2 separate regions of the Mus musculus genome follow, and region 2 is linked to region 1. Evidence: chromatin contacts called from ENCODE Hi-C or POLR2A ChIA-PET data. All regions are on one chromosome and are shown on one strand. The core of a region is the stretch at or near the end of the contact, and the rest is flanking DNA. Distances in the headings are between cores, read along the strand shown. Region 1 holds the start of Atxn7l2 (ataxin 7-like 2). Region 2 holds the start of Psma5 (proteasome subunit alpha 5).

What was found. Hi-C counts contacts between places; a loop is a spot of excess contacts on that map. ChIA-PET counts read pairs that join two places held with the same protein, here RNA polymerase II (POLR2A).
Region 2: a map of left cerebral cortex shows a loop between it and region 1 (5-fold over the local background). The contact joins the promoter of Psma5 here to the promoter of Atxn7l2 in region 1. A Hi-C loop is called at or near these places in 14 of 37 maps with a recorded cell type or tissue (adrenal gland, gastrocnemius, heart and 2 more). POLR2A ChIA-PET finds 5 or more read pairs at or near these places in 4 of 5 experiments (Patski and embryonic stem cell).

What each region holds. Positions count from the first base shown.
Region 1 is chr3:108,207,874-108,212,205 of GRCm38, reverse strand. Atxn7l2 (ataxin 7-like 2) reads left to right here and starts at 1,679. Exons shown (of 11, transcript NM_001289545.1): 1 at 1,679-1,861; 2 at 3,701-3,766; 3 at 4,139-4,243. The coding sequence starts at 1,735. It also overlaps a transcript of Sypl2 not described here.
Region 2 is chr3:108,254,873-108,259,114 of GRCm38, reverse strand. It overlaps Psma5 (proteasome subunit alpha 5), which reads right to left and starts at 2,189. Exons shown (of 9, transcript NM_011967.3): 1 at 1,810-2,189. The coding sequence starts at 1,838.

The sequences.
Region 1 (4,332 bases), core at 430-2,929:
TGGACAAATTTCAGCATTTCTACCAAGACACTCCTCTCCTTGCAACTCTGAACCCCAGGCAACAGAGTCTGCTGGCTAGGCAATTGCTTCTGGCAAGCCCCAGTCTAGTGACATCGACTCTTTTGGCGGCACCCAATTACTCCAAAGAAACCAAGACTCATTAGCAAACTTGGACCAAACTCAAAAGGCAAAAGACAGTGGCTTCCACAATGCTGCCTCCGTTTGCTCTCCTACCATCTGTGACCCAAAGGACAAATCGAGGGCCATATGCTTCCCTCTTCTCACTGTAGTGTTCACGCTGCACAAACTCACACCTATCCATCTCCTCAGACAGTCACATGTCACATTTACATTCTCTAGAAAAATGTACTTGGGCACAGTTTTACATTTAGTCTCATCAGGTTTCTGGGCCTCTTAGGGACCACCTCTGGGTGGGTCTTAGGTTTAGAACTTCTGCCCTCAGATGTTATTCTTTATGTAGTTAAACTGCTCTTATATGGGAGGCAGAAAGTCACAGACCTTGACTTAATTGCTCCCAAACTTGGCTTCATTTTAGGCAAAGGGATGCAATATGGCGTGATGGGTGAGGTAGTCAAAGAAAAAGAGGATTAATATTTAATTTCCAATGAGAATGGGGACGGAGATGAAGGTAGATTTTTGTCTCTTCTGTGAGGGTGGGAAGAAATATTATCAGCTGAGAAGGTGGGTGATTAAGGTACTTTCTGGACCTTAGCAGAAAAAAAGAAAGAAAGAAAGAAAGAAAGAAAGAAAGAAAGAAAGAAAGAAAGAAAAGAAAAGATAGATATGAGAAACCTCCCTATGCCAAGGCTTCAATAGCAGCTTTTCCAGCGGTGAAAAGATTCACTAGAAAAAGAAGCCAAAATGATGAATGGAGTCAGGGTCCAGCCAGGATTTGGGAAGAGGCGGTGCAGGTTATCGATTGTAGTTCCCAGGAGGAGAGAGACGATCAGCAGAGACACTGCAAACACCAGCAGCCTTGGGGCTACCCTAGTTCTGGGGCTGGTTCTGGATCGGCGATAGCCTTCTGTCATACTGACAGGTGATCTTAGCAAGCTCAGCCAGGTCCTCCCAAACCTAAGACACAGTACTCCAAACCTCCGTTCTGCATCAAGGCAGCGTGCGTTTCCCATAGAGGAACAGCACAGGAGCTGTGGCCCTCCCCCACCCCAAGCCCTGTGTCCTTCAGCACGTCCTGCACACTCCCTCCCCTTGCCCTTCTGATTCACTGCGCCCACCTCCTTGCACCTACCCTATTCGATCTACAGGGGTGCAGAGGCGCTTCGTGGCCGCCAGCCCAGGAAGGGGCGCCAGCCAGCTGGCGGATGCACGGCTTTAGAAGAGTATCTTGGGCAGAAAGAGGTTTGGGGCTCGGGTATGCGCAGTAAGTTTGGGAGAGTGAACTAGTGGCACAAAGGACGTGTACGGAGGGGTTGAAAGAGGATATCCCGAGGCTTTGATCTCTCCTTCCCCGCGTGCGATTGTGCATTTCGGAAGGGATCCCTCGGCTAGCTCCGTAAGCATCGCCACCCCTCCGCAACTACACTTCCCAGAAAGCTGTGTTGAGAGTGAGGTAGTGGCAGGAGGCACGAGCTGCGCTTGCGCAGAGAGTGAACTGGCAAGGTAGGGGGAGAGGGAGGCGTGCCCCCGGTCGGAGGGTGGGGGGAGGGGGCCGCGCGGCGGCGGCGCCAGGGCGGGCGCGCGTCCGCGGCGGTGATGGCGGTGCGTGAACGCGCGGTGGCAGCAATGGCCGCTCTGGAGCGGCGAGTGCCGAGTCTCGATGACTTCGCGGGACAGAGCTGGAGCTCGTGGGTGGAGCGGGCCGACCTGCCTGCGGCAGACGGTGAGTACAGACACATTAGAATCCGGGGACCCCATCACTATCTCCCCTCCCCCCCAGGGCCCCCTCCAGCTGAGGGGAGCCGCCGACTAGAGCCGCCGTCCGGCTCCCCGGCCCCCCAAACAAAGGACCCGCCGGGTCCTAGTGCCCGCCTGCTCAGACACCTTCGCGCCTCCGGGTCCTAGCGCCGGCGTATCGCTCGCAGCCCACCCTGCCCACCTCTGTCTCTGCGGGTGTACAGTACCTGCCCCCCACTTTACTTGCCTTTATCTTTCTTCTCGTGAGCCGTCCTCCAGCTTTTTTCGGTTCTGCACCTGCTCCGGCTCTACCCATCTGCAACAGTCCTCTCCACGTGTTTCCCACGCACCCCACTTCTGTGCCCCCCTCCCCACCCACTTGATTCTTCGCCTTTTGCCCCGCACCTTAGCTTCTTTCAACGTCTCCCTGTCTGCTCAGTTTTCCCGAACCCCCGCCCCCTCTGCTTTAGTTCATCCATCCTCCATCCATCCATCCATCCATCCTCCCGACCTCCCTCTATCAGTCCATCCATACATGACTCCAAGCCTCCATCCTTTCCTGGGCCTCTTGTCCTGCCCCTTGGCTCTCTTCCTTGACCCCTATTTTCTGTAGGCCCTTGAGTGTCTTTGGTGAGCAGGCCTGCAGCCCCTTCTGATCTTTGTCTCCTGGGCCCCAGGGAGCACCTGGCCTCGTGGCCTTTCGGGGTGACAACAAGCATCACACCCCTGAAGAAGTTTGCAAGTGAGAAGAGGTGGAGGAGGAGATCTCATGGAGCGGTCTCTAATGCCACTTGTTCTCTTTTGAGACCTCTGACTTACAGCTCTGTTCTGTCATTCCCCACACTTGAATTTAAGGGACTTAAAAGAGTGGGAGCTGCCCCTTATCTTTTGCATGCCTAACCCACTACCACTTACATCTGGGTATTATGATTGCCAATAATCTTCTCATCCTAGAAAGGGGCCACTCTGTTAGTGAGCATTAGAGAGTCATCCTAGATGGGCATACAGGCCACCCTTGGACTGCCCCCATGCTGAGTGGGCTAAGATGGGGCCCTCGCTGGGTCTAGGTGCACTGAGAACTGGAAATGGACTCAGATTTGGTGACTCAGAATTGATCCCCCCACCCCCACCCCAAGGGACAGGGAGGGGGCTTAGAGGAGGGGGGCGAGGAGTGAGGTAGGGGGATGGGGAAAGAGCTGCTTTGCACAGCTAAGATGTTTTTGTCATTAACCCAGAAACTGAGGTACAAGGGCAACCCCTGGACAAAGCCCCCCTAAGAAGGGGAGGGGCTTGCGTAGCTGATCAAGGAGACTTTGAAGATGCCAAAGGGTCCAAAGACAACAGTTTTTCTACTCTATGGCCATCCTATCAGTGCAGGACCTGAGAAGCTGAGTGTAACTTTGATGATACTATGGTAACTTGGGTGGAGCAAAATGAGTTTATGGGGGTGGGGATCTGGGAGGGCATTTGTCTGGGATGCCACAGAGTAGAAGAAAGGACCCATGCGAGCAGTCTCAAAAGGGACCTGTAGAAAAATTTTAGAACCATTTCCCTTTTAAATGGGGGAAGCAAGGCCCAGAAAAGAGACATTTACCCATAGTGGCCCATCTAGTCAGCCGTGGAACTAACTCTGTACTGTACCCGGGAGTGAAGGGTCACTGTGATCCTTAATGGGGTCATCATAGGCATTTGTGAGTGACCCGTGGAAAGTGTCTTCAGGAATTCTGAGTGCTTGTCTGGGAATGTGGGCTTCATACCATTGGGCTGCAGGCCCTGCTGGGTTCTGGGACTCGGGTGGGCATCCTCAACTGTGCTTCTCCTCCAGGGGCTGAACTAGAGGAGAACAGCAAAAACACGAAGAAACTTGACGCCATGACCCTCATTAAAGAAGGTGGGAGTCCTGCACAGAGGCTGGGTGTCGGGAACGTGGACCAAGCTTTCCCTCTCCCACTGGAGGAAGGAGCTTGAAGCAGCAGCGGGACTGCTGGGGGAAGAAACCTCCTTTTGATAAGTCTGAGTCAGTCAGTTGTCCTGGCCCCTGGGACCTGCTGGTGGTGATCCTAATCACGTGTGGTTGGTGCCCACATACAGGAAAGCCCATACACTTTGGGTCTGGTCAGATGGACTGGGGAGGCTGGGAGCGTCCAGCAGAACTATCAGTTGGAAGGCTGAGCGTCTTCTAAGTGGTGGCGTTGAGAGTGTTCCTTGAGCTAGGGAAATCCGGAGAATTTGACCCGAGTGATAAAGGGTTCTGTCGTTGCAGACATGTCCATCTTCGGGCACTGCCCTGCCCATGATGACTTCTATTTGGTTGTATGTAACCACTGCAGCCAGGTGGTGAAGCCCCAAGCCTTCCAGAAGCATTGCGGTGAGGGGCACCCTAGGGAGGCGATAAGGGGGCGGGCGGGTGGGTGGGATGGTGGAACATGGACCTCTTAGGACATTGTCAGTCTGGAG
Region 2 (4,242 bases), core at 940-3,439, 46 kb before region 1:
TGACATCTTGGCTAAAACCCACCCGTCACTCCAGCTCTAGGCGATCCAACACCCTCTGGCCTCAAAGGACACCAGGCATGTATATGGTACATGGACACCCCCAACTGATAGCACACAGTGCCTACAGAGTGAGGTCCAAATTCTAAGTCTATTGAACCATCAGTATCTGGCACCATCCTGTTTTTTCCATAGCACCTACTTGTCCCATAACATGCATCATACATATGTGGTAACCAGCCTGGACTTTTCCAAATGTGTTATGCCTTTTCCTCACTGGTCCCCCTTGTTCATCCTTTATTATCTGTTCGTTCTCATGGTCTTGGTTTACTAGAAATCCTACTTTCCCTGGACCTATCTGAATTATCAGCTTCTTTGTGAAGCTTTCCCCAACCTCCAACAATGAATGCAGCCTCTCATCAGAACGTCCAGTGCTGCCTTAGATTCCTCTAGTAACATCAATACATTTCTGTCTCACATTACAGTTACTGTTGCAAACAGGAGGGTAGAGATCTTGATTCTGCTCACTGCTGTAAAACCAGCTCCCTAAACAGTGCTTCTTGAACACAGCCAACGCTCAAGAACATTAGCTAAATAGAGGCCTGGGCTTTATTTAGTCTTAGCAAATACAAAAGAAAAAAATCCACAAAGCAACTAGTTCATATAAATAAATGGGCAAAGCTCAGTAAAGCCTTTCAGATGAGGATCACAATTTTCTTAACATTTTATCACCTAAAGATGACTCTCTTCAATACTCTGGAAGCCAAGTGTTAACGACCATTTTACTTGACAACAGGAAATAGTTTTAAAACTTCACCGATATTTTCTGAGTCAGCAAAAGGATGGAGATTAATATGTATGTATATATGTGTATATATAAGTATGTATTGAGCCTGTCAAAATTGTGGCACCTGGAATGACATATATATATTTTGACAGGCTCAATACATACTTGCCAAGAAAAGTAATTTCTCAGTGGTAACCTGGAACTAAGAAAATGTCTGCTTTCCCTAACTTTTAAAGGAACCCAGTGGTTTGCAAAACTGCTCAAAACAGAAACTGAAAGTTACAGTATCTACAGCATTTATGACAGTATTAGTTAGCATTTTCGAGACTTGAAAGTTTTTAGGTTGTCTGCTCTTTTAATAAACACAACCACACAGCTTTGACTTTACAAAACATTTAGCTTTCAACACAACACTAAAATTAACTTGCTTTCAAACCTCCTCTCACATACACACACTTTGGTCAAATGGAATCAGTGTATTAAAACTCTTCTGAGAACCACTGTACATTCAAGTTCCCACAAAACCAGATTGTAGGCAATATATTTATCCGAGCATAGCTGAAAACTGCCTTCGCTCTTCAAAAAAGATTAAAATGTACAGCACAGGACGGATTCCTACAAACTCATCCAATAGTCTCTGGTAGCTTCTATTCAAGGAAACTCCTTTCACTTTTCTTTTTCCTAAGCAGTCAGACTTAGGTTGAAAAGACGGACGCAAGGCTGGTGTCCCCCTAATCTACTCCAGGTTAAAGGTCCCGATCCCTCTCCGCCGCCTGCCCCAAGCAGCCCCAGCCTCTCGCTTCCGCGGGGAGTCAGGATTAGCGGTGACTCAGCGGGACAAGTGCAACGGGTCCGCTGCAGTGTAGCTTGGGGAATCTCGCCGGGCGCCTCGGGAACCAGATTCCCCGGGTCCCGCCAGACTTAGGTTCTCCGGGCGCCCCATGACACTGCAGAACCCAGGCCGCGGCGCGGGCCCCAGGCCCGCCCACCCAAATTTCGACCCTGCTGCTTCCCGCCGTACGAACCTGTCGTACTCGGACCGAGTGAGGAACATGGCGAGGACAGAAGGAGGCGGCAGTGGCTACGCGGGGTTCCCAAAGGCCACACGATTGAAAGCAGCACCCTAATCAACCACACCGCCACAGCACCAAGGACCCTGCAGCCGTCTGCGCGTGCGCACGCGACCTTTTTAGCCCGCCCTCCCGTGCTTCCCTTTTATTGGCTGATTGATATTCTCGCCGCGATGATTGGACTTGACAAGCTTCTTCACCGGACCTGGGTTAACAGGGAGGCGGAACTAGAGAGCACTTCCGCTTTCCGTCACCCTTGGTTGCTACGGGCGCTGGGACTCGAGGCAACCGGTGAGAGTGAACCTCGTCGTCGAGGAGTGAGCACGCCGCGCTTTGGATGGCTGCAAGACTTGGCCTGATGACTGGGTTGTCGGAATCGTGACGTAAGTCTCGCCAGCTCGCGTAAATGCAGCCGGGGGACACCGGTCTCTTACTTCGCGCTCGCCTGCCCAGCTCTTCGCTGTCTTCCCGGCTCGGTGGCAGCCGGAACTAGGTTTGCTGAGGACTTTTTGACTTGGGTAGAGAAATGTGTGCGCCTCTACCAGCGTGCCCGGCAGTTCTGCCAGCCGGGCTTGTTGAAAAAAAAAGTTTTAAAAGTTGATAGGTTCTAATCAGCAAGAACGTTTTTCAATTTCTTGCATAGGTACGATTATTTTATCAAGTCTTTCCTGGATTCGTACACATCACCACCACCACCCTAACTATCCAAGTTTCAGACCCAGACCTGGAGTTCAGTATCGGAGCTTCAGATTAGTCACTGCTTTTAAGGACCTTAATTTGTGTATGTGCTTCTTGTTTTCTCTTCCTAAGGGTAGAAGAGCAACTTGAGCTTTTTTTTTTTTTAAGAAACATTGTAAATGAATCATTTATCAAAGAAAGTTAGGTGGTTAAGAAGTCCTGACTCGGGCTGGAGAGATGGCTCAGGGGTTAAGAGCACTGGCTGTTCTTCAGAAGGTCCTGAGTTCAAATCCCAGCAACCACATGGTGGCTCACAACCATCCTGAATGAGATCTGACTTCCTCTTCTGGTGTGTCTGAAGACAGCTACGATGTACTTACATAAAATAAATAAATAAATCTTTAAAAACAAACAAAAAAAACAAAAAAAAAAAGAAGAAGTCCTGACTCTCTAGGAATGTAACTCGGTGACAGAGTACTTTCATAGCATGCATGAACCTCTGCCCAGGCTTGGCGGGGGTGGGGTGTGAGGTGGTCAGAGTACAAAGTTTCAGGTAAGATTAATACCTAATGGAGATATATGATACACCAGGATGACTAGAGTTAATATCTTACACTTGAAATTTTTCTAAGAAGGTAGATTTTAATCACTACCAAAAAAGGCAAATGTTAGTGAAAGTTAACTTAATCGTGATATATACCTATATCAAAACATAATTCTGGTGGCTGGAGAGATAGCTTAGCACCTGATTCCCTTCTAGATGCCCACATTTGGTTCTCAGCGTCCTAGTCAGGCTGCACATAACTACCCTTTATTCTAGCTCTAGGGGATCCACTGCCTTTTTCTGCTCTCTGCTGGCCCCTATATATGTGTCACACATAACACACACACACAAACACACACACACACACACACACACATTGAAAAGTCTTTTTAAAAATACCATTCTGGGTTGGGTGTGATAGTTCCTTTAATCCCAGCACTCAGGAGGCAGGGAATCTCTAAGTTCAAGACCAGCCTGGTATACCAAGTGAGTTCCAGGCTAGCCAGGGCTATGTAGAGAGACCCTGTCTCAAAAGTAATATTTTTAAACATCATTTTTTATAATGTAAATGTAAGCAACTACTGTTTGTCAATTATACCTTCATGAAGGAGAAGGAATAGGAGGGAGGGAGAGGCCGTGTAATGAGCCATATTTGTCTGAAAGGGAAAGCTAGTTCTCTGTTTTGCTTTTAGTGAAAGTACTTACTTTTAGCCTACTCCGCCTTGAAACCATGTAGCTTAGGTTGTCCTAGAACTCCAGGCCATTTTCCTGTCTCAGCCTCCCAAATTCTGGGGTTATAGGTAGGCAACACCAAATGTAACTCTAGCTGATTGTGGGTTAAAAAAAAAAAAAGGAAAGCTTATTTTCTTTCAACCTCTGAGTTCAGTGAGAGACTGTATATCAAAAAAATAAAGTGGGAGGTAATCGAGGAGGACAGGGATGTCACAGAAGCTGTATGTGCTCTCACACACATAGTCACATCGTTTTTCTACTGTAGCACATCACAGAATGTCTTGCCTATAATTCAATAAATGACTCCCTCGTGGACAGTTGAGCCAGATGTCCTTCCCAGGAAAGTAATGAAGGAGCCAGAAGAAGGTAGATGGAATGGGAAAGGTTCTCATTGATGAGTAACAGAAAAGCCGAGGGTCAAGTCTGGATCCTGG